Regions from separate parts of the Mus musculus genome. Here regions 1, 2, 4 and 5 are each linked to region 3. Evidence: chromatin loops called from intact Hi-C (ENCODE). Cell type or tissue: left cerebral cortex. All regions are shown on one strand.

What was found. Peaks named below come from ENCODE experiments on the same cell type or tissue, not always from the same donor. Only the 100,000 strongest peaks of a DNase experiment are listed, where the experiment ranks them.
Region 1: a loop joins it to region 3, with 2.9 times the contacts of the local background. A loop is called at or near these places in 10 of 42 quality-filtered maps.
Region 2: it touches region 3 in a loop (1.9-fold over the local background); 2 of 42 quality-filtered maps call a loop at or near these places.
Region 4: a loop joins it to region 3, with 4 times the contacts of the local background. A loop is called at or near these places in 15 of 42 quality-filtered maps.
Region 5: it touches region 3 in a loop (3-fold over the local background); 9 of 42 quality-filtered maps call a loop at or near these places.

Annotation. Positions count from the first base shown.
Region 1 is chr2:164,124,909-164,129,908 of GRCm38, forward strand. The region is part of intron 10 of Stk4 (serine/threonine kinase 4); the gene reads left to right. Among named protein-coding and RNA genes, the nearest start is that of Kcns1, 44 kb to the right of the region's middle. In left cerebral cortex, a CTCF peak has its summit at 1,884; a DNase peak (open chromatin) is centred at 1,917.
Region 2 is chr2:164,186,787-164,191,786 of GRCm38, forward strand. Wfdc12 (WAP four-disulfide core domain 12) reads right to left here and starts at 3,772. Exons shown (of 3, transcript NM_138684.2): 1 at 3,652-3,772; 2 at 3,350-3,500; 3 at 2,445-2,897. The coding sequence starts at 3,733. The coding sequence ends at 2,873. A730032A03Rik (a long non-coding RNA gene) reads left to right here. Exons shown (of 4, transcript XR_003954086.1): 3 at 3,376-3,526. In left cerebral cortex, a CTCF peak has its summit at 2,134 (motif pointing left); no DNase peak of the experiment used is centred here.
Region 3 is chr2:164,387,533-164,392,532 of GRCm38, forward strand. Matn4 (matrilin 4) reads right to left here. Exons shown (of 11, transcript NM_013592.4): 10 at 2,261-2,368; 11 at 1,861-2,182. The coding sequence ends at 2,124. Among named protein-coding and RNA genes, the nearest start is that of Rbpjl, 13 kb to the right of the region's middle. In left cerebral cortex, a CTCF peak has its summit at 2,273; DNase peaks (open chromatin) are centred at 1,703 and 2,287; H3K4me3 peaks cover 850 bases; H3K27ac peaks cover 1,023 bases.
Region 4 is chr2:164,101,403-164,106,402 of GRCm38, forward strand. The region is part of intron 9 of Stk4 (serine/threonine kinase 4); the gene reads left to right. Among named protein-coding and RNA genes, the nearest start is that of Stk4, 30 kb to the left of the region's middle. In left cerebral cortex, a CTCF peak has its summit at 2,306 (motif pointing right); a DNase peak (open chromatin) is centred at 2,301.
Region 5 is chr2:164,131,820-164,136,819 of GRCm38, forward strand. All of the region lies in intron 10 of Stk4 (serine/threonine kinase 4), which reads left to right. Among named protein-coding and RNA genes, the nearest start is that of Kcns1, 37 kb to the right of the region's middle. In left cerebral cortex, CTCF peaks have their summits at 2,932 (motif pointing right) and 4,755; DNase peaks (open chromatin) are centred at 2,936 and 4,791; H3K27ac peaks cover 228 bases.

The DNA of each region.
Region 1 (5,000 bases), 260 kb before region 3:
AAACAATATTTATTTAATGTCATAAAGTACTATTTACTGTTTAGTTTTCTCCAATAATGCCTTTCAAAGTTTGTTTTAGAACCCCAACAAGATTATTGTGTGGCATTTGGTTGCTGTATTAATTGGGGTTCTCTAAATGAATAGATTTGATAGACTGATCACATATATATATATATATATATATATATATATATATATATATATATATATACTGCACATGTGTGTGCAGTTTTTCCTCCCTCCTCTCTCCAACCCCCCACTTCCCAACTCTCCCGGGATCCACCCCATCCTCCTCCCCTCCCTTCCCCTCCCCTCCCTTCCAGGGACATGGACCAAATATGGCATAACAAGCTACAGTAAGACCAGGCACATATTCTCAAGTCAAAGCTGGATAAGGCAACCCAGTAGGAAAAAAGGGTCCCAAAGGCAGGCAAGAGAGTCAGACAGCCTGGCTCTCACTGTTAGGGCTCCCACAATAACACCAAGCTACACAACTACAGCATATATGCTAAGGACCTAGGTCAGAGCCATTCAGGCTCCCTGATGTCGGTGAGCTCACTTGGGTCTCTCTCATTGGTTCTGTGGTTCTCAGTTGTTACAGTGTCCTTGATCCCTCTGGCTCCTCCAGTCCTCCCCCCCTTCCCCAGCTCCATCTAATGTGCGGCTGTGGGATCCTGCATCCGCTCCCATCAGTTGCTGCATGAAGTCTCTGGTTTCATTGATGATGATTATGCTAGGCTCCTGCCCCAGCACATCCTGCAGGCATGACAAACTGTAGGTTGGTGTCCCAGTCCCTCCATTGGGGACTTTGCCAGGTAACAGAGAATCCATGTCCACTCTAGGAGTCTGCTCTAGTGTCACCCGTGTAGATTTCATGGAATTCCCAATACACTAGGCTTCTACCTCACTCCTGAAATGTTGTGTGGGTTGTATCTGTTAATACTTGACAAAATTCGAAACTAAAACAGATAAGATTAAACCTCAGTTTTAGCCCCCTTGCTTAGCAGAGGCAAGGCCCTTAATTTGAAGTACCCTCTACCCCCAAACCCCAATTTTAAGAATCTCTTCTTATTCTAAAGCAGAATAAAATGACTTATTGGTTCATTTAAAATAGTGGTAAATTTGTTATGCATTAATAAAGTTTTTTTATGAAAAAATAATATTCCATTCTATAACAAAAATGTGTCCCAGTGACAGTGTGAGCTTGTTTTCAAATCCGTGTGAGTGGGAGACAGCTAGATTACTATATGAGCATTGGCATTCAGTCTGTCAGACGTTGTTCTGTGTGAAGAATGTTGGGCCAAACAAAGCTGTGCCATTGGAAGAGGGAGGTGGACCTCAGTAGCTTGTTCAGATATTTTTGCTTAATAGCTTGCAGATATTTTTCTTCAACTGTGTATGCGGGATTTTTTTACTTTTGAAAGAGATTTTTTATTTTTAGTTCCACGCATATGTGTATGTGTGTACGTATGTGATTGCGGGTGCAGGCGTAGGCAGAGGTAGGAGAGGGTGTTGGGTCTTCAGGACCTGGAATTACAGGTGGTTGTGAACTGCTTGACTTTGGTGCTGGGACTTGAACTTGGGTCCTCTGAAAGACCCACAAGTGCTTCTGGCTGCTGAGCCAGCTCTTCCGCCCCATCAGTGGTGGTCCCTTAAAGGTAAGCTATAGAATCTGAGACTCAGTGAGCTCCCGTACGCCTATGGAAACCATCTGCGTTTGCATAGAAGGTTTGCAGGCTTTATGACACCGTGGCTTGGTCATCTGGAAATCATTGGTTTAGTGAGTCACGGAGACCTGCCAAAGCGTTGGCATTTTATTATACAGCGTACGAAGATTGCACTCCTTGCCACTGTAACCAGTCTCAGCACGGAGCGTCTGTAGGGGGAGCTGTCAGACTCACTGTGGCAGAATCAGGCTAAGTTTTGCTTGAAATTACCGTTGGCAGCAAACACTGTCAGCTGTTTTAAGCACCAGACTCACTTTTTCATTTTTAAAGGAAATGTCTGCCAGTGCCCGAGTCTGCCTAACCACAGTTTGTTAATGTTTCTTCAAGTGCAATTGATGTTCCATGGAAAAAGCAGCCGATTGAGCTCCCAGCTCGATTGTGCAAGTGCTTTCCTTAAGACAGCCATTGATTTTAGTTACAAACCCTCCCATTTCATCCTGGGTGCTGCTTTACTGTAATTAAATTAATACTTTCCCCACTTCATCTGAGAATATCCGGAAGGAATGGGTTGTAATTTTTTTTTTTTTTTGAGGCATGTTATTTTATCTTTTAACTGTAGTTTGTAACCATGAAGAACAGAGTAACTGGTAATGCTTGCGTGGTCTCGTTTATTGACTGATAGTAAGATTAGCACTCATACCTCCAATCCTTGATTTGTGCCCCCAGTCCAAGTGTCAGCACAGTGAAGGCAGGCAGGTGAGGTCTTAGGACTAGAGAGATGGTTTGACCTTACAGAGATGCTGAGAGACAACGCCATGGGCTAGAACTGAGGAACTGCAGCTGGGGCTATCGAGCCTTCAGCATTTTGGCAGAGACATCTCATAGTACATATGTGTTCTTCCTCTGGGGGTTGACAGTTGCCTAAGTGCCATTTAACTCAAAGATACAAGATGGTGATATCTGACCACTTCTCCATTTATCATATGAAGGTCCTCAAACAGCAAACATTCCATCAATGATGGAGATATTCCCAGCTGTAATTGATGTAGGAAAGACAGAATTTATGTTAGACTTTCCCCTTTATTTGCTATTTTTCCAAAATAACTATTTGGTCCCCTGCCATTCTACAAACATGACTAATGATTTTTTTAAAGTTTTTTTTTCTTCTATTTCTTTAAAAATTAATTTTTGGTTAGTATACAAAGAAATGCAATCTACTGTGATATTTTCTTTTTTTTTAAAAAAAATTGTGTTTATATGTGTATGCAGCACTTGTGCAGTCAGAGGACAAATGAAGGGAGTAGTCTCTCATTTACCATGTGTGTTCTGGGATGGGAACTCAGGTCTCCAGGCATGGCAGCCAGCCCCTTTGCCCACTGAGCAGTCCTGCAGGTCCTAGTGTGAGATTGTCACACATGCACCCTTCTCCTTGGTTCTGTCCCCCCTTTGTTGTGCTCCCTTCTTCCCTTCCACTCTGGCTGCTCCCCCTCCCCCTCCCCACCAAGTAGTCCTCTTTTTGCCTTCCCCTCTTTCATCCCATCAGGTCCTCTAGGTTACACTCTTGCTCTAAAGTCCTTCCTGCATCTCCGTATCTGTCCTTCTGAGGCCGACTCATTGGCCCGACAGTCAGTCTGTCCCCACAAATGCCTAGCTTCATTCCTCCATGTTTTGTATCTATGCTTGTGTTGGTTCTGGTTCTGGATGCCTGGCTGGCTCTTATCTGGGCTGGCATGGATGGTGCAGCAGTAAGTGCTGATGTACAAGGCGTGATATACGCCTCCTAGGTATATACCCAGAAGTGGACGCAGGGTGGATCATGTGATAGTTCTGGCTTTAGTTTTTAGGGGTGTTTGCTTGTTTGTTTGCTTGTTTGCTTCTGCATTTTTGAGGCAGGGTTTCACTCTAACCCAGGCTAGCCTTAGACTCATGGCAATCCTCTTGCTTCAGCCTGCCAGGTTGTGGTATCACAGGTTAGGGCCAGCAAACACTGATTTTAGTTTTCAGAGGAGCCTTTCAGCTGGTTTACATGGTGGCTGCACCAGTTGGCATCCGTCCCATCCCCCACGGAGGTGGATGAAGATCTTTCTCTGTCCACACCCCCCCCACCCCCCCAGCATTAAGGTGCTACTGGTTGATTTGATTTCTTTCTCTAAAAAAAACCCCTATGTGGTGGGTGTGCCTGGATGTGCCTGGGTGAGTTTATGTGCACCACCTGTGCGCAGGGCTGGAGGAGGCCAGTAGAGAGCCTTGGGTCCCCTGGGACTGCAGTGCGGATAGTCAACCTGCTATCGTATTTTTTCCTTTGAGAACTGTGTGTTCCGTTAACTTGCCCATTTTATTAGAGGATTTATAATCTCGAGCTTTAACTCTTAGAATTGCTTGTAAATCCTAGATAGCAGTCCTCTCTCTGTTGACTATTTAGTTGGCCAAGGCCTTATCCCACTGAAGAGTCTCAACACTCTGCTGGCTTCCTTTGTTGTGCACAAACTTTTTGTCAATCTGGGATGGTTTCCTGAACTCTTAAAGTCTTTCTCAGAAAGTCCCTGGGGTTTTACCAATGAAGACTCAGGACCAGAAGCTGGGGTGAAAGCCTGCGAGCTCAGAGAGGCAGAGAAAGCACCTGGCTGACCTTCCTCCCCAGCCGATGTCCCCGAACAAGTGCCCCTCCCCATCTCAGAACACCTCCTCCAAACCCAGTGTCCCTTCCTTCTGCTTCCGCTGCGTCTCTCTGTCCACCCTCCCCTGCCCCCAAACACCCTACTACTCTGTGGCTTTTTTTTTAATTAGATATTTTTTTAAATTTACATTTAAAATGTTATCCCCTTTCCTGGTTTCCCCTCTGAAAACCCTTTTCCCTTCCCCTTCCCCCTGCTCACCAACCCACCTACTCCCGTTTCCTGGTCCTGGCATTCCCTACACTGGAGCATCGAGCCTTCACAGGACCAAGGCCTCTCCTCCCATTGATGCCCGACTAGGCCATCCTCTGCTCCATATGCAGCTGAAGCTGGCTTTTTTCCTTAATCCTGGGCTCACTTCCTGTCAGCTGGTTGCCTGCTCTGCCTCTTGGTTACTCTTATTTAATCATGTTTACAGTATTCAAGCAGAAAGGTGTGATCAAATAACCTGAAACATGCCTACATCTTGAAGTATTTTGCTTGTTCCATTCCAGACTTTACATTAAAGTCTGAATGAATCTGGTTTCATTCTCTTTGCCTTCCTTCCTTCCTGCCTTCCTTTTGTTTTTTGTATGGATGTGATCTATACCTGTGTACTTTCCCATGTATGTGCATGTGTGCATGGGGTATGCCTGCACACAGTTCTCAAAAGAAAAAA
Region 2 (5,000 bases), 200 kb before region 3:
ATCATCCATGCTGTTGCTGGGAATTTTTTGTTCTTTTTTCATTATTTCTCCTCCTCTTCCTCCTCCTCTTCTTCCTCATTATCCTCTCCTTCATTTTCCTCTTCCTTCTGCCCTTCTTCCTCTTTCTCCTCTCTCTCCTCTTTCTCCTCCCCTTCCTCCTCCTCCTCCTTATTTGTGATCCAGTGCTTCTGTTGTAAGAGTTACAGCTACATTATGTTTAAGCGACTTCTGGTATCCATGAATTTTACTAATTTACATTGTTACCTCTTACATCACAGTCTTTCACTGCCCCATATGAACTCGATTATTTTGTTAAGTTGGGAAAAAAACCCAACTCATTGTTTGCTATAACATTTTTTATCACCATTCCAAAAACATACAGGAGAACAGTAACCCTTTTTATGAAACTCTGTGCATTCCAAACTCAACAGGAACATCTTACATTTCTTCTTGTGTACATCCAAACTATTATTTTTTTGAAATTTAAAATTTCAAGTCAACCCAACACATCATAGATATTTCAGTATGGGTCTCTAAGATATGATCATTTAGGTTGAGTGTGGTGATGCACTCCTACATTCCCAGCACCCAGGGTGTGCAGCTAGCAGGATCCAAGTTCCAGGTTAGCCTGGACTACATCGCAAAACCCTCTATCAACTCTGAAAGAAAGGGGAGAACTGAATTTGTCATTGTCACACCTAATCATCTGCCTCTGTGTTTGCTTTTTGTTGTTGTTGTTGTTTTTGAGACAGGGTTTCTCTGTGTTGCCCCGGCTGTCCTGGAACTCACTCTGTAGACCAGGCTGGCCTCGAACTCAGAAATCCGCCTGTCTCTGCCTCCTGAGTGCTGGGGTTAAAGGTGTGCACCACCATGCCCGGCTGTGTTTGCTTTCTATTTTCCTTATTGTTCTAAAAATGACTTTGTGGGGCTGGAGTGATGGTTCAGCAGTTAAGAGCTCATACTGCCCTTGCAGAGGACTCTAGTTTGCCATCCTCCATGCTGGGTGGTTTATAACCTCTTTAACTCCAGACCAAGAAGATCTGATACCCTCTTCTATCCTTTCTGGGTATCTGCACTTACAGGCACACACCTCTACACAGACACATAGACATGCACATGATTAAAGATACATTTTTTAAATGAGTTCAAGCAGTTTTCAGAACCAAGTCCATACACTGACACTCCCTGCATGGTTGCAACATCCTTAGATTCCTTTATTCCAGAATAAACATTTTAGCTCATTTCTGCCTGCCTCCCATTCTCCCCTTCTGTAATTTCTGCTTGAGCAAACAGATGAATGTCTACTTAGTGTGGCTAGAAGCCCTTCCTTGTGGTATCTTTCAGCTTCCTGCATCACTTGAGGAGGAGTCTATACCTGGCTTACCCATTTTTTTTTTATTTTTATTTTTTTTTATTTTTTTGAGACAGGGTTTCTCTGTATAGCTCTGGCTATCCTGGAATTCACTCTGTAGACCAGGCTGGCATCAAACTCAGAAATCCACCTGCCTCTGCCTCCCTCCCAGTTTACCCATTTTTAATGTTGTTCAGACAAACTGCAGTATTTCAGCCAGAACACCTCAATCCTCTCATCGTAAAGCCATGTTTCTCCACACAAGGACACGTTGTATAGCATGGGATGATGAAATGACACCCTGTAAACAGCAGGAAGCTGTGGATGGCCGGTGCCTGTGGCGACAGCTTAATTGAGATTGCAAATTCTAGAGGGTTTAGATTGTAGTTATATATGAACGATGTTGATCAGGATGGACATCCTTGCCTTGTGAACACTTGGTGTTTGCAGAAAAGCAGGCATATATATGCATTGTATTCTATATGCAATATGTAAGAAATTACACACACACACACACATGCGTGCACACACACGCACATATTTTATATATTCTCTAGTACTTTAATACACAAACAAAATGTATTTAGATCATCTCTCTCATTTCTCCCTCCAAGTCCCCCTGATTCCTCTCCACACTTCCCTCTCAATCCCAATTCCTCTCTCTCTTAAAAATAACCCACTGAATCTAATTAGTGTGCCCATACACCCGTGGGTGTGCAGTACCATCCACTGGGGCACTGGCACCCCACCACGGGCCACACCACTGAGGAACGATGACTCTGCCCCCTCTAGTGGCCGTCAACAGACATGGCTCCTCTACTAAGGGTGACTAGACTGATCTGTGCAGGTCTTGTGCTGGCTACAACAGTTGCTGTGAATTTATGAGTACAGCGGCCCTGTCATGCACAGAAGACATTATCTGTGCCAATCTTCCAGGCTTTTCCTAGATGTTCTCTGAGCTTGGTGGTGGTGGTGGTTGCTGTGTGATACAGGTGTCTCACTTAGGGATAAATAATTCACAACTCCAGAGTCACTTTGTTTTACCTTTGGCCAGCTGTAAAGGCATATCTTTTTTTAAAAAAATCGTATTATGGACAATTTTATCCTATTTATTCAGATTTGTAAAAAATGTCATATAATAAAGTTTAATAGTTTTTCCAAAAAAATGTATATTTCCAGAATTATTCATGCATGTATATGTACATACATATACATACACACACAAACACACAAACAAACATACACACACACACACACACATACACACACACATAATATTGAACAAGGATTTTTTTTTAAACTATTAAGTTGTATTAGTCTATTTGGACCACTGTAACAAATTACCATAGACTGAATGGCCTATAAACAACATTTATTTCTCAGAGTTCTGGAGGTTGGGGAGTCCAAGATCAAGGTGCCCAGAGATCCAGTATCTGGAAAGGCCTGGTTTCTGGTCTTTGTATCTTCTTGCTGTGTCCTTCCACGGTGGAAGCAGTCCTCTGAGGCCATTTTTATGAGATATCACACCTTACTCTGAGGGATCTGTCTACAAAAGAGGAGGAGAACCCGCTGAAGAGGGATGCTCACACTGGGGACAGGCTGGATGGATAGGCTGTTCCTTCTTTTGCACACAAGGACTCGGAGACCAGGTTGCCCACGGGCTGCCCGTTTCTCCCATACTTTAAGCCTGTGGACCCCCGGGGCAGGTGCTAGGTGACAGCAAGTTTAGAGGAGGAAAGGACAGAGTGGGACTTGTGTGAGCAGTCCTGGGAGGAGGGAAAGCCCAGGGGCTTTCACCTGATTCTGCTTGGTTGACATCCCTGTCACGCCTTCCCCTTTGTACAAAGGAGACGGTCAAGGCCTCTGGTCTCTGAGATCCCATAAGCTCACCCCAGTCTCTCTGCCCCTTGACTCCAAGAATCGCTCGCTCTTCCATGCTTCCAGGAGACAGAGACTGGGGAGGTGGGAGGGCCGCGCACAGCACTGGGAGCTACTTACTCTTCACTGTTGTCTTTCACCGGCAGCACGCATTTGAAGCCACATTGCCAGAAGCAGCATATCTCCTGATCTCCACAGTCATTGTCACTGTAACACTGGGGATCATCTTGCCTGATGCAGCGGACGTAGTCGGGCGGGCAAACTCTTTTCTCTTTATTTGGTGGAAGAAGGCACAAGGTGAGTGGTGGGGGTAAGGGGTGGGGTGGTATCGGCAGGGGGGGTGTGTGGGTGGGCACTCCATCCCTTCCTATAATCTGGGAGTTCCCATCCCAGCTCTAGGCAGCTCGCCTGTACCCACTTACCCTCGCCTTTGACTCCACCTCCCGTTACCAGAGTAGAGGAAATAAGGAGCGTCATGAGGACCAAGATACTGTTTGGCCACATGTTGCTGTGAGGCTGAGACTGAGGCTGGTGCTGGTGCTGGTGCCGAGGCTGGTGCTGGTGCTGGTGCCGAGGCTGGTGCTGGTGCTGGTGCTGAGGCTGAGGCTGAGGCTGGCTTTCTACTGTTTCTGCTGGGCGTGGCAATGGGCAGGGCTGAAGGTTTGCTGATGACAGGGGAAGCCTGTGCTTTCCAAGCCCTGTCAGAAATGGCCACCATTTTGAGGGAGGGACTTGGGGTCCTTCCAAGATTTCCTAACTGTGAGATCCTCTGTTTGCACAAGAAGTCTCTGCACAAAGGGCACCCTAGGACACACAGCCTGGCGGCACGTGGCAGGACCCATTTTCTTCAAATCTGATGTTCACTATTGAGCCCTCTTTCGGGGTGGCCCGCCCTAGACAGAGGTCTTACTTCTTCCTGTCATATCTGAACTGGTCCTCAGCTTTTTCCTCACCCCAAGGAGGGCTCTGTCACTATGTGCTCCAAACCACGCCACCCCGTTACTTTAATGTTTTTAAAGCCTATTTTTAATGATGGTTCTTAAACACTTTAACTTCCTTTCTAGCCCACTGCCCACCAGAAGTAGTGGAAAAGAAAGGATACGGGGGAAGTGGACCTGTTTAGAAAGGGTTCTTGGGAGCAACTCCTATCTGCACCGTCAGGAAATCAGCAGTTCAGTGCACAGGAGTCAGCAGCGGCTCGATCCACTCCCAAACACTTCATGGCTACACCAGCCATCCAGTTCGGTAGAATCAGGATAGCTAACACGAATCAGCAGCAGTGTGACTACCTAGCAGAGACAGGCAGGCTTCGGCCTCGGCACAAGTCAGCAGGAGGGACGAGGAGGAACGCCAGGAGAAGTTCCAATCAGCCAAGCAAAGGTTAGCAAAGATCAGCAAAGATGCAAGACCACCAAGCATTTAGCTATGTAAGCAAGCCAAACTCCCTCCCATTGCTGGTCGAGCCTACTTTATACTTCCTCCACACATGTCTCCCCGCAGCACATGAGTCTGTCTAAGCTGGCATCAAGCTGCCAATTATCCAGAATCTGCAGAAGTGAAAGAAGCTGAAACAAGCCACAGCACACCACCAAAAGTTTTTTGGTGCATTTCTCTCTATGGAAGTCCCAGCAAATGCAGGTCAACTACACAATGTAAGACGGACCAATACCCGTGTTTCATTAGGGAAGAATCCATCACATATCCTTTCACGTGCTTGCTTTAGCAGACCATCCTTTCACTGGTGTCTGCTTCAGCGAAATGTTTCTACATG
Region 3 (5,000 bases):
GCCATATCATTTAAGGTTTTGCTCAAAGCTCCCCACCCCCCCCTTTTTTTCTTGCCTGCACTATCCTTCATCAGACATTCCCCTTTTCTATACAGTTGCACACAGGTGGACCTCACTCCCTATCCAGCCTTAGCAGTACAGACATCAGCCAGCCTAGCCTCGGCCCTGTTCCGCTCAACAACTTCCATGCCTGAATCATGGGAACCTATGAATAAATCTATGACTCTACATGACAAAGGAGATTTCTGGGAGTTTTTCTGAAGTAGAAGCATGTCTGTGATTGTCAAAGTCATAACAATATAATCACAGAGAAAGAGAGAATCACACAGAGAGAGAGGTGTTAAGATCAGAGGGCAGTGAGACCATGAGCCAAGGGACTTGGGAGGCCTCTAGAAGCTACAAAGGAAAGCAGATTTCTCCAGAAAGAATGCAACCCTGCCAACCCATCTTGGACTTCTGACTCCGGGAACTGTGAGACAGGGAACTGATTTTGCCTTCGAAGCTCTCGTTTGTTACAGCAGCAATCAGAAATATAGCATGTCAGTCCAGCCTCTGACTAGACGTGCCGTTTTGGGAAACTACATGACTCCATTTCCTCTTGTCTAAAATGGAAATGATGAAGGCAATAATTATCTTTAGCATTTATTTTTACATTATTAGGACCATTTTCATCATCGTGGTTATTCCTTGATTCACAAGCAACTGCCCTCCACTCCCCTCTCTCCTCCGGCCCTTCTGGAATGTGGCTTTAGAGAACACGAGGCTCAGGTCAGTCATACCCTTCCCCTCCCTCTAAGGTATCCAGCCTTCTGTCACCTGGTATCGAGTCCAGGCCCCTCCCTTTCACCCTGTTCTGACCACGCCCCGTTTCTGACCATTCTGATGAAGTAGGAACAGGTGGCAGGTGGAAGTCAGAGAGCATCCTACAGGAGGAGTTCTCTCTTTTACCATGAGGACCCTGATGTTTGAAAGCAGATTGTAAATCTTAATGTGTAAATGTGCTTGCCAGCTGAGCCATCTTGCCTTCTAAGATCCTAATTATCTCACGAGGTTGTCTGGATAAAAAACGGATACAATGGCAATATTAGGAAATCGCTTCAAACCAGGTCCAAGACATATTTCTATAAGAATAATTGCTAACTATCATTAACAAAGGACCTAAAATACATGTCGGGCACAAAGTCAGGTACCTTAGCATACATTCCTCTAGCCACAGTCCTGCTTGTACCAGTTAACCCTTGTCTCAGCTTTAACAATGGCAAAACAAACCCGGGGGAATTTACCTGACGCCCATTCTGGAACCCAACGTATTTTAAGCTTTAGTTTGCCATGTGTACCCGGGAAGTTCGTGTTCCTTGCTGGTAGAGAGGGTTGTGTGCATGCAGCTCAGCTTTGCTTCTTGAAGGAGTGGCAGAAGAGAGCCACAGGCTCAGGGATGCCACCAAGTGTCAGAGGCAGATGATACAATCCAGGTGGAGCACATCCCGCATCCCCCACTCTTTCTGGTCAGGGGCTCAACAGAGTTTCTCACATCCCCAGCCAGGTCCCAAGCGGCCTTTGAGCCACATTTTTTGGCTCCAGAAGACAGGAACAGCAAGAAAACGACGTGCTAGAAGATGGGGGACTCAGACTTCCTCGGACCCAAAGGTTCTCGGGGCATCCCCTCCCTCCCCACGTCCTACATAACGGGCCATCTGTTCTGGGGCTGAATAAACAAGAGACGGGAAGCAGCGGCCCCCTGCCCCCCAGCCCCAGTACTGCACAATGCGCCTTTCTCCAAGAGGACGCCACCCGGGCGCCTATGAGCACGCTCGTCTGAACTCCCCTCCCTCTGCCAGCATAGCAATAGCCACAAACCGACCCCGTGAAAACCAAATTTTTTTTTTTTTTTTTTAGAAAAGGAAAACAAAAAAAGAAATCCAACAAAGCTCGCGGCGAGTGTAGCAGTCCTTCCCCACCAGCACCTCCCCATCCCCTCATCCCCATCCCCTAAATCTGGCTCCTGGTCCAGGTGAGGCCAGCTCGAAGGCAGCGCGTGGGGCCCGCCAGCGCCCCCTCCTGGACGGTCCAGGCTGCGGGGCTCGGCCTCGGTCTCGCGTGGCTGCTCAGACAGCGTGCGACCCTCACTTTCGGCTAGCCAGCTGGTTCTCCAGCTCCTCCAGGCGCTCTGTCAGCCGAGCCAGTGAGCGGTTAAGGAAGATGTGGTCTCAGAGATCCCTTCACCCGCCCTGCAACCCGCACCTCCAGCCCCAAAGGATATGGTTCTGCGTCAGGCTCTCGAGCGCCCCCAGCGTGCGGCCCTGGAACTCCACGAGGCTTTCGCATTCGCAGGGACTCCGAAGCTCTGTCCCCGCGCCAATGCCCTCCTCTGCAAGGAGAGAGCCAAGAGTCAAAGGAATGAGGAACCAAAAGGGAGCCCACCAGGCTGTGGCTTCGACCTTCTGATACACCTCTACCGAGTCGATGGTGTACATGCAGGCTTTGGATTTAGACCTAGCCTGAGTCCCAGCCAAATAGCACAGAAGTCCTGGGGGAAACTCAACCCCTCAAGTCTCAATTCCCCCGCATCCGTAAAATGGATATAATGAAAGAAGCTACCCACTAGTGGTTATGAGATTAGACGATTTGCGTATGTGGACCCACTTGCAAGAGAAATTCTCCAACCCTTATGCTTGCTGGGATTACCACAGAGCTTGCTAGAATCCAGATTTCGACTCAGAGTAAAAATCTGCACTTTCACTAAGCTCCTGAAACACATTAATTCTGAAGTCCATGGGTTTCACTTTGATTAGAAAAAGTCTAGATGGATGAGCTGGTCCAAATGAGACCACGACAAACAATGGACATGTTCTCTATCTGTCTGTCCTGGCCGATTCAATACCCAAAAGCCACCTGGAGCTTAAGACACTTGAAATGTGGCGGGTACAACTGAAGAACTCAGTTTTTATTCTGTGTTATTGTGACCAATTGTAATTCATCATACACACGTAGCGACTGAATACCGTACTGGCACAATATCTAGAGCAATGCCAGGCACAAGTCAACCCTGTACTGTGTATTTCTAGTAAACCAGCATTCCGTGGACAAGCAGTATTAGCATAACCTAGGAATATGTCATAATGGCAAATTATCAAACCCTATCCCAGACCTAGTGAGTCAGGATGAAGTGCAACAATATGCGATTCCACTGATTCTGATGAAATTAATGTTTAAATTATAGGTCCAAGTCAGGCGTGGTGGTACATGCCTTTGGTCCCAGCGCTCAAGAGGCATAGGCAGAAGGAAGGATCTCTGTGAGTTTGAGGCCAGTCTGATCTACAGAGTGAGTTCCAGGAGGACAGCCAAAGCTACACAGAGAAACCCCGTCTCAAACGCAAAAACAAAAAATTATGGATCCAAGTTTATCTCCACACACACACTTCAACATCTAAGAGTAGAGTAGAGATAAACTTGGTTGTCTATGTTTCCTTAACAGTACAGAAAATGGTGGGGAATATTACGGAGATAGCATCACTGCTGGTCCACGCCATTTTCTATTTTAATGTTTTATTATGTATGTGTATGATACATGTGTGAGGGCAGACCACAGCATTCATGTCAACATCAGAGAACATCTATTGTGAGTCAACTCTCTCCTCACACCTTTTTGAGGCAGCGTCTCTCTTTAGTTTTTGCCTCTCTTTGTATCCAGGCAAGCTTTCAGGTGCTTCCGTCTGCACCACCCATCTCCCTGCAGGGATGCTGGGTACAGATGTGAGCCATCGCATCGGGCTTTTTGGTAATGTGTTCCAGGATCGAACTCAGGTCGCCGGGTTTGCATGGCAGCTGCTTTTACACGCTGTGCCATCTCACCAGCTCTTGTTTTTTAATATTGCAGGCACTAAAATAGCAGCAAGATTCTTAGCCTCAGCCTCCATAGGGAGATTCTACTATCAGTCAAACCCTCATCCTTGTGTCATTTTATTGATGGCCTCGTTAACACTCCCAAATGTTCACCTCTGACTTTAGAGCTGTAGAACCGAGGGTTACAGAAAGATGAGGATCTGCCTGGGCCTGAATGGTCAGCCAGTGAAGAGCTTTAGCAGAGCGTTCCAACTTGCCTCCGAAATCTAAAGCTGGCAGTAACTTTGGGCATCTTTCCTCATACAGAAGAGGGTAAGGTAGGGCCGGGGTTAAGTGAGTTATCCAGGGTCCATTGTAAATAAGTCGGGACGGGAAGGGCCCTTAAGCCTGATGTGTCCAAAACACCTTAGTTAATTGTTAGAGTTGGTGGCAGGGCAGGGAGCACATTTAACTACAGATTCTCTGCCCTGGACACAGCCCTGCTCACCTACCTCTATCAGCAGTAGACAGTGGAAGAAGAGTCACGCCTTAGACATGTGTTAGAATCTAAAGACCCCATAGTCAAAATCAAGCCCCCCACCAAGAAACTTTGCCCCCTATAAGGCCCAGCTGTTCCCCGCGGGCATGTCTGGATCCTTCCCCTCCCCCCCACCCCCAGCTGGAGACCAGATACATTACAATGATGGCATTTATGGTCTATGTCCCCAGAAAGCACAAGCCACTGTAAAAAAATAAAAATAAAAAATAAAAATAAAAAAACAACCCTGTCCTGTCACTTTGCCAAATCTATAAAGTTGAATCTCCACAAGCTGGAAGCTTATAGTCGGTTACGCTTGTAAATGCTAAATTTGACTTGCTTTTTTAAAAGTTTTCTCTTGACCTGGAGAGATGGCTGAGTGGTTAAGAGCACTGCCTGCTCTTCCAGAGGACCCAGGTTCAATGTCCAGCACTCACACGGCGACTCACAAACCATCTGTAGTCTCACAGGAACTGCCCCCCACTTCTGGCCTCCACATGAACCAGGCCCGTACGTACATGCAGGCAAAAGGTGTGCAATTTTTTAAAATGCAATTTTAAACATATTTTTAATAATACAGTTTTCTCAAGTTATTCCAGACACTACTAATTTGAGTGAAAAAAAAATCCCAACGCCTTGT
Region 4 (5,000 bases), 290 kb before region 3:
CTTTTTTTGGGGGGGGGGTTTCGAGACAGGGTTTCTCTGTGTAGCCCTGGCTGTCCTAGAGCTCACTTTGTAGACCAGGCTGGCCTCGAACTCAGAAATCCGCCTGCCTCTGCCTCCCAAGTGCTGGGACTAAAGGTGTGCGCCACCACACCTGGCGAGAGACTGGTTTCTAAGAGAAGTAGTTGGGTGGTTCTCTCTGTTGCTTGATAGATTAGTTTATCTGATCACTTCCTCCTCTGTATGTGTCTCTTTCTCTAATGACACATCAGGTGGTTCCCTAGCCTCAGGCTCCAGTCTTCCACATCAGGTGTGTGCCACAGACCTGGGTTCTTCCCCTCTTTCCTGGCTGGCCTGTGACTCGCTCCATTCCTCGAGTTGGCTTAGAGTCCCACACTCTGCTCTTTACTGATCGCCTTTCCTCTCGACCTGAGGTACAGGCCATGTCACAGAGGGAACAGTTGGAGGATACAAAATAGTAACGGAGGTATAGAGGTTCAGGTTAGCCTGAACTTTGCATACGTTGAAAGGCCTGAGTTTCCTTGGTCATCAGGTTTTTTTTTTCACCCCCCTTAACTACCTACCCCCCCACCCCCATGCTAGGGATCAAATCATGGCTTCATGTGTGCCAGTCTACTGCTGAGCTGTACCTATAATATTTATGGCTTTTCTTCTAATCCAGGGATCAGCAAACCAGTGTCTCGGCCAAGCTAGACTGCCACCTACTTTGGGCAGTAAGGCTCAACTGGAACCTAGCCATAAACCATTCCTTTGTTGCTTTTGGCTGCCTCTGTACTGAAAAGGCTGAGTTGAGTACCTGTTAAAAACTGTTGCCTCAAAGGCCTAAATTATCTGCTGTCTGTTCCTTCACAGACAGAAAGTTTGTTGTCTGGCAGAACACTTGACTAGCATGTGTGAGGGGCTGGGTTTCATCCCAGGGAGAGGACACAGCTAAAGGGAAGGGAAAAAAGGTGATCAAGGAGCCCTGGGGCTTTAAACCTAAACATAGGGTCTGGAAGGGCCATCAGTGGCTGGCTGCAGCTCGGAGAGGCTGAGAACCTGTGAGCTGCTCAATCCACAACACTGGATATCTTCAGCAGTCTCAGTCTGGCTCTAAGGGCCTGGAAGATTCCCAGAGAGTCACTTGACTTTAGTCCATGATAGAAGACCAAGAATCTGGAGTCTAATGCCAGCGATGGATGGCAGTGATAATAGCTGTAGCAGCAACAGGAATGGGTGTGCCAGCAAGGAGCAGAGTCAGGCTGGCATGCAAGACTTGTTCTTTTTGCCTCAGAGCCCTCTGTATCTGGGCTGTCTGTCAGATGGTGCCATCCACTCTCAGAGAGACTTCTCTCAGTCGGCCCTTTTTGTAAATGCCCATACAGACTGACCTCAGTTGTATCTCTGACTTGGTCCCAGGTGCCATCAAGTGCAGGGAAGGACATGAGTTCTAATATTGGTGTAGGCCCAGGGTGTTGCCAAAGTATAGTAAAAGGGAATTTAACGTGTCCCTGGGGCTCCCTACAGAAACGTAGCAAGCTTGGCAGCACGTAGGAAGGTAGAGATACTCCTGAGGAGGGGCTTCTGTGTCTGCAGACATTGGCAGGGCAGTGTTCTCATGGGTCTCTACTCTTCACCTTGGAGATGGAAATCATTCCCTTTGTTTTGGGATTCAGATTAATTATCTCTGAGACTGAAAAGAATGGTAATGTTACATTGGTAGATTAACAAATTGATAAAACTTCTGGAGTGCATTCTTTATCAGCATTTAAAAAATTCAGATCTGGGCTTGAGAGATGGCCCCACAGTTAAGAACATTGCCCTTCTTCCAGAGGACCTGAGTTCAGTTCCCAGTGACTCATGACCACTTGTAACTCCAGGCTCACAGGATCCAGTGCCCTCTTGAGACTTTGAAGACACTTCCTCTCACACATGAAGAGACTCCTTGCTGTATACACATAATTAAAAACAACCCCCCAAAGAAAAGATCAAACCTGTGACCTGGTAAATTCCTTTATTAGGAACTAGGCCCAAGGAAATAATTAAAGATAAAATTTATGAATTTTCCCAGACATGCTAGTGTAGACTATTGCATATATAAAAATATTAGGTACAGTCCAGCCTTAGCTGAAATCTGAAGGGGAATTGACATTAACTAGTCATTACTTGTGTAAAAACACATTGGTCATTCTTGCTGTTTGTAGACTATGTTCAGGGTTCTCTAAAGGAACTCCTGGTCTTAGTGGTGAAGATAAAATGCCCTTGTGAGTTGTCAGCATTGAACTTGTTGTGCTCCCACTGTGCCAGCAGAGGGAGCTCCGCGATAGGATATGGATTGAAATTGCGTTCCCATTCAAATTCACCGACACCCTTTCCATGATAGCATTTATTTTGGATCAAGACTATTATTTATTTATACTTAAGATTTTATTTTATTTTATTTTATTTTATTTTATTTTATTTTATTTTATTTTATTTTATGTGTTTGAGTGTTTTGTCCATATGTATGTCTAAGCACACACGTGGCTCGTGCCTGCAGGGACCAAAAGAGGTTATTGAATCTCTTTGAACCAGAGTTACCGTGAGCTGTAGGTACTGAGAGTTGGACCTCGGTCCTCAAGAAGAGCAACCGGTGCTGTTAACTGCTGTTAGCCCTCACCTTTAAGGCTGTCTTGAGTTACCGCAGCAACACTGGGGCATGGCCTTCATATCGTTTAGTGAGGAGGTTGGATACTTGGCAGAGCTGAAGCACTTCAGCACAGCCTCTTCGTCTCAGGTTTAGTAGACTTTAGTTGGAATTGGTTTTGTCGATCCTGAGCACAGTGCCACACATAGCTTTTTAAGTGTCACCAGTTAAGGGGTCCCAACCAAACAGTGGGATAGCACTTCAAAACAAAACAACTCACAAACAGAACTGATATGGGGAAAGCTACAATATGTAGACAAACAAGTGTTAAAGATACTTTATAACCATCATTGCCTGATATATCCCGATTTTGGTTTTGGAAGTGCAGGGACGGGAACCCTGGGCTTCCTGCCTGGCCGTGTGCACTACTGAGCTGCATGGCCCCTCACTTTAATCTTGCGTGTTTTATACAGGAAGGATAATCGGAATAGCCTTTTACTGATCTGCAGAACCGCTGTGGATTGTAGGTATCGACCCTTTTGGTTTGTGCATTGCGGTTATTTGGCCCTAGCTTGTGACTTGTGCCCGACTGTTGCAGTCATTCCTAGCAGCCGGCCTTCTCCTGATGTCACACTGTTCCAGGGTTTCTTATACAGTATCATTTTTGTGTTCTTCAAGAAATTTTGCTGGGTGGTGATGGTGCACCCCTTTAATCCCAGTACTAGAGAGGCAGAGGCAGGTTGGTCTCTGAGTTCAAGGACATCCTGGTCTACAGAACAGTTTCCAGGACAGGCAGGGTTACATAGAACGACACTGTCTTGAAAAAGAAAAAGAAAAAAAGAAAAAAGAAGTTTCTTTTTACCTACACACCTTGAAAGAGTAAATGTTTAAAGAGTTGTAAAGTCTTACTGCCCACAGATGTTCTTTAATATATCATGAATTTCTTGTTCTTTGTATTATGAACTGTAGTCACATTCAGCTGTACGGTCCAGTCACCTTTGCATGGATTCCGTGACCATTATTCTAAAATAGATTCCTTGCCCTCCTTCCCCTTTTTTTTCCAATAGAGATTGCTATTTGAATTTCTTTACAATGATCTCGTATCAGTTTCAGGATCAGTGAAGCCAATTTTGCGTTATACCACTGGGATTTTACTTGATTGCTTTGAATACATAGTTCTGTCAGCAAACACGGTTCCATGGTTTACCCAGCATATCTCTAGAAAACTGAGTTTATTCACAGGCATGCTCTATATCTCTGTGTGTGCATGTGTGTGTGTGTGTGTGTGCATGTGTGTGTGTGTGTGCATTTGTCTGTCTGTCTGTCTGTGTTTTTGTTGGGGAGATCCTAGATAGGATTTCTCTCTATAGCCCTGGAGCTTGCTCTGTAGACCAGCCTGGCCTCAAACTCACAGAGATCCCCCTGCCTCTGCCTCCTGAGTGCTGGGATTAAAGGCGTGCGCCACTGCCTGGCATCTCTATCTTGATGAGGTCTTTTTATATAGCTCAAACTGGTGTCAACTTCTGATCCCTCTTCCTCAACTTCATGAGCACTGCAGCTACAAGCACCCTTAGCATGTGTGTCTGTGTACACGTGTGTGCTCATGTGTAGGTCAGAGGTCAACCTTGGGTGTTATTCCTCAGGGGTTGTTCAACTTGATTGTTTTAATTTGTTTTAAAAAATATTTTCTTTTTAGTATTTAAAATTGTGTGTCCATGCGTGAGTATGTACACTTGAGTGCAGACACCTCAGGAAGCTTGTAACTTGTATCCCCTGGAGCTGGGGCTCCAGGTGCTTGGAAGTCACTTGATACAAGTGCTAGGAACCAAGAGAATCCTCAGACGAGCAGGGCACACTCTTCACTGGCTGGGCTGTCCCTCCAGCCTTCATCTTGGTTTTAGGACCAGTTCCAAGTCTTTTGTTTTTATGTTGGCTTTGGTTCTTGTTGTACTTTTATGGCTGTTGCGTTGATGTTTTCAGTGGATTGTTGTACTCATCTCCTATGAGACTCCTAATCTGTAAGTTCCCTTTTTATTTTTTATGAAGAAGATCTTGTCTCTGGATTATGACCTCAGTGTTGCCCCTGTGATCCATAGACCCTTTTTTTTCTGGTTCACTCAGATCTCTACTACAGTTTGAATAGTGGTGCCTGTTCTTGTCCTGTTCACCTCAGGGAAAGTCCCTCTAGCATCTTAATCCTGAGTCTGATTGCAGCCGAATCAGCAGTCCTTCCTTAGGCTAGAGAGTCTGACTGTAGCCTTAGAGAGTCTGACTGTAGCTTTAGAGAGTCTGACTGTAGCTTAGACTGTAGCCTGGTGTCAGTTAGAACTGGCGGCAGTTTACCATCTTGCGGTTTGATTTTTCTTGCTTACTAGTC
Region 5 (5,000 bases), 260 kb before region 3:
GACACAGTGTTAACCTCTGTCCTCCATGTGTGTAACTTGGGGACAGACATTGTTAACCTCTGTCCTCCATGTGTGTAACCGGGGGACAGACAGTATCACCCTCTGTCCTCCCTGTGTGTAACCTGGGGATAGACAGGTTTTGAAGAAACTCTTGGTTCTTAGTAGGAATGGCCTTTAGAGACCAGCCTTGACAAGTGCTTCTGAAGCCAGCTCATTTTTCCCCCTGGCCTTTTCAGTGAATGAAACAAAGGTATATGCTCATTACACCTCCTTACACTAAGCACAGACTGGATACTTGGTGCTGCACTTAGCCACTCTAACTGTAACTCCTCTCCCCTGGTAGTGCCAGCATTTGCCTTCTCTTCCACACTAACGCTTAGCGCTGCCCGCCTTCCTCCTCTCTGATCTCCACAGGGCTGGTCCTCGGTGAGCAGGTGGATCTTTGTTTTAACACTGCTTTCTGTTTTTAGGTTTTACTCTTTTAACTTTTCTCTGTGATTGCATAGACTGTGTAGTTCCAAGGGGAAGTCCATAAAACAAGGTTACTCAGTTCATGAATATACCCTTCTACCTCGTTCTTCTCCCTTTTTTGTTATGTTCACAGATGAGGGCTGAGGAAACACCACATTCCCCCTGACCCCCACTTGTCTGTCTGTCTGTCTCTCTCTCTCACTTTGGGGTAGCAGTAATGGATGGCACACTTTTCTCTGCCTTTGTTTGCATTATGTGATTAATCTATAGCAATCTGTATAAAGAACTGTGAGCCAGCGCTTCCTTATGTGTGGTGTCTTGTTGGGAGGATGTACTGCAGTCACGACAGCCTCTCTGTGGCCACATGCTCAGCTTGCTGGCAGTGGCTTTTAAGGTAATTCATAGCCTAATCATAAATTAGGAATTACATACATGCATATACATATTACAAATTTTGCCTTTGTTTTTAATGTGTTTCTGTTTTGAGTGGCACTATATATTAGTTGCCTATTTAGGTTTCTCTTTTTCCAGAAAGGAGAAGAATTTCTTAGAGGAATCCCTTCTGCTAACCTGTTGCTGTTGTATAATAAATTATTTAACTCATAAAACTAATTTAAACATAATTAAAACCATGTGCCACAGCAGAATGAGCAGTCATGTCTCCTGGCCAGACATGGTTAGCTTGCCCCAGACATCAGTCAGTATGTTGCCATGTTGGTGCTAACAAGAGAAGAAGCTCCTGGAGGCCTGGAATTCCTGTGTCATCAGAGCCTGACAGTTTGAATCTTGTAGCAGACAGAGACAGATCTGGGTCAGTTACCTTACTACTGTAATGTGAAGTCAAAAAAGAAAAAGAAAAACAACTAAATTCAGTGTTGTTGTTGTTGTTTTTTTATTCAAGAAGTTTCCAAAGGCTGAAATATATTTTAAGTGTAAATTAGCTAGTTATTGATGTAGAAATCATTTTTAATTTTTATCTGGATTTAATTACTTATTGCTGGACTTGTAACCATGAGTTTGCATTGTGGTCTTGTTCACGTCGATGCAGGCGCTTGTATTTTTCCTTCAGTGTGTGGGAAATACCTTATTCCAACTTTGCAGCTTTGCTCCCCATTTCTTCTCTCGTGTGGGCTCTTGACTCTTCAGTTGCCTCAGAGGTCCATCCCTGTTCCCGGGGCATGAGCTGTTGAGAAAACTAAAGGAGAGATTTAGGACAGCTTTCTCACTACTATCCAAGGCTAAGAGCCTATTAGAACTCTGCAAGTAGGGATGGAGGCAGGAGGATGGAGCACAAGGGTGGCCTAGACCCACACATGGAGGAGTCGGCCCTTCTTCTCTGCCTTACTTACTTGCTTGTATCCTCAGGGCCTCTCAAGAGAAGGGGGTCAGGTTGTGTGAAGCTTGTTTTCATATCTAAGCTGTCCCCTGCATGTCAGCCTCCCTGTCCAGTGACCATTGTGCTTAAAACTGAACCGTCTCTGGCAGGCAGCGGTGTACTCCACTGGCTACTCTGGGATGAAGACGCATCTATGGTCCTTGCTTCCCTTCACTGCACCTTTTGATCACTGAGATCTCAAGCTGGCAGAGTGGAACAAGCAGTGTTGAGATGATGCAAAGAGGAATGAGTTCCCGGATGGTCCCTATTTCATTACATCCAAGAGAAGGCACAAGCAGTGGTGTTGGTGGGTCAAGGCATTCAAGTCTGTGGGGTTTTGACTGAAAAAATGTTAGATTAACATTTACTAGGACAGCGGGACTACACAGAGAAACCCTGTCCCCCCAAAAGAAAACACAACAAAAAGATTGTACTGTATAAAATTGCACTGGGCGCTCTGCATGGAAGAGGATTATGTCTACACACAGCAGTGTAGTTCCAGGAGAACGAGCTAGTCAAGGTCACTAGAGTTGGGCTTTTAGATCAGGTTCTGACTTGACTGTGTGATGATACACTTAGCCTGGAAAATGGAAAGGATACTGTCTAGATAGAGCCTGTGGGAGAGCCTGTGCTGCGCTGAGTAAACAAGGCAGTGCATCTGACTTGCCTGCAGGGTAACAGACACTTTGTAAATGCTAGCTCCCTCTGCTTCCCTCTACTTTCTCCTCTTTTCTTGAAACATCACCCACAGAGTAAGCCTCAGTTCCTTAAATCTTTTCTGCAGTGATTGGCTGTTGAATTCCCTTATGAAAGTAGGGATGCCTTTCCTAAAGGACGCTTGTCCCCGCTTGCTGATTTATAAAACAAAGGGATTAAACCCCTGCCAGATGGAAATACAGTGGGTATCACTGTTGGATTGTCCAGCCCATCCCCCTCTCCCTGTTCCGCCCTCCCCTTCTTCTCTCACATACGTAGTCCATGTACTTTCCCACTTTCCCCTCATTTCATGAACTGTCGATGTTTAGGGATGTTTCTCACATCCCAGAGTTCTAAACACTTCCTGTGGCAGCACGCTTTGGCCAGCAGATGCCACCCTTTTGCTTCTTGTGCCGTCTGCTCTGTGCAGCCTTGAAGCAGAGGCTGCCAGCTGTGGATACTACATGACAGAATTAGTTTACCAGTCTTGAAGTTTGACATTTCCTGAAAATGCATCCTTATCATACAGACCGCACTGCTTGAGAAGAGAGATGAGTGACCTTTCAGATGCCTGAGAGCCTTGGCTTGCTTGCCCTCAGTTGGGTGGCTCTCTTCTTTGAACTTGATCATACCACCTGCCCTGTTTGTTTGTTTTTGTTTTTTGTTTTTTTCCTTTCTGGTTGGAGAAAAAAAATCAGCGGAAATGTAAATTGAATTTGTGAACCAAATTTAAGATCCATGGTAACATAATGTTGGCGTAGAATTTTAAGGTTGCTTATGTTTGAGTTTTATATTATTCTATTTCTGTTTCACATTTCATTTTTGTAAAAAGTATTATTAGCTCTTTGAATGATGAGGGATAATTCAGGGACAACAGAAGGCCAAAGCATTGGTAAGCCAGATGTGGGGTATGCCTGGTGATTGTAATGTTACCACCATTCCATACAAAGTCTAATGCACGGAGGATAGTCATAGTCTTTTATTTAATGGTGCTTGTTTTTGTGAGAGAATAGATGAGGTTTTGGGGTATGTGTGTGTATGTGTGTGTGTATGTGTGTGTGTGTGTGTATGTGTGTTTTTAATAGTTTGAGAAATAGAAGCCCAGAGATCTTTATGTAAACCAGCCAGTTTTCTCACTTCCCACCAGAGTTGGGTCCCAGGTCATTTCCTGGTCCTCTGAACTCTTGGGTGCTTCCTTTTACTGAGACAGCCACAGCTGTGAGCACATGTCAGATACTTAAGTTTGTTTTACAAGCCAGGAAAAAGAATCATTTTTAATATGTAACGAGTACTGATGTCAGGGTGGGGTGGGGTGGGGGACAGCAGAGGGACATTTATCCTTGGCTCAGTGTGCTCTCAAGCTTATTCAGAGAAGGTTGACAGACTTCATTTTATTGTTCATCTAGGTCAATAATTCCCAGGGTAAAGCAGTCTTGTGACTCTATATTACTTACCTAGTTGCCATGGGCTTTACAGTAAGTGTGTTGTCAGGAAATGTCATGCTAACTAAAAAAGACATTTTTTTATGGCATCCTTTTGGCTTTGACCAAATGTAATCTCTGTCAAAACAAAGATGGCTATTGTAGAAGAGTCTTAATGTCTACAGCCAAGAGTTGGACTGCTTTTCTGCTGCTATCTCTGTCACTGTGCAACTATTAGTCTGCTTTAGGAATTTGCTCCTGAATTTTTCTTTCATGCTCTTATCTCCTGGTAATGTGGCCTTTTCTGCTGGTTTCCCCTCCACTCTTGCCCCACAGCAGTAGTAGATACTGAATATTTCTAACCGTCTGTGTATGTGTTATTTTCTTGTCCTATTTCCTGCTTTGTTTGCAAGAATACTTGCCTCTTTATGACTATGTTGAAGGGGCTGCAGAAGTGGCTCAGGGGTTAAGACTTGCAGAAGATACAGGTTCAATTTCCAGCAACCTCATGATGGCTCACAAACATCTATAATTTCAGTTCCATGGGCATTGATAGCCTCTTCTGGCAGGCAAATGTGGTATGCAGACAAGATATCCATACACGTAAAATAGACATAAAAAAAAAAAGAGAGAGAGAGACAAGGTTGTAGAGTTTGGGGTGGAAGTAGCACTCAAGTGCATACTGTGCACAGGCCCCATAAACACTCTGTCCATCCATCTCTCACACTGTCTTCCCAGGGTAGATCTTATCCCTGCTCACTGGGCAGCACGGCTTGGAAACACTAGGTGGTGTGTGTGACCCGTACAGAGCATGTGATTAATAAGTGATGAGTGTAGGCTTTCAGCTTTGATGTGGAGCCTGTTATTGTCCTCAGATAAAATACTTTTCTGCCTGGGAAGTGTGTCCTGCCCCTGAACCTTTGTTTAATTCAGGTGCTGTGCATTTCTTTCTCTAATGTGCTTTGGCAAAAAGCCACAGCACATGAGTGTTCAGATTGTGGTTTTTAATACTGTCATTTTAGCCCATTTATACATTC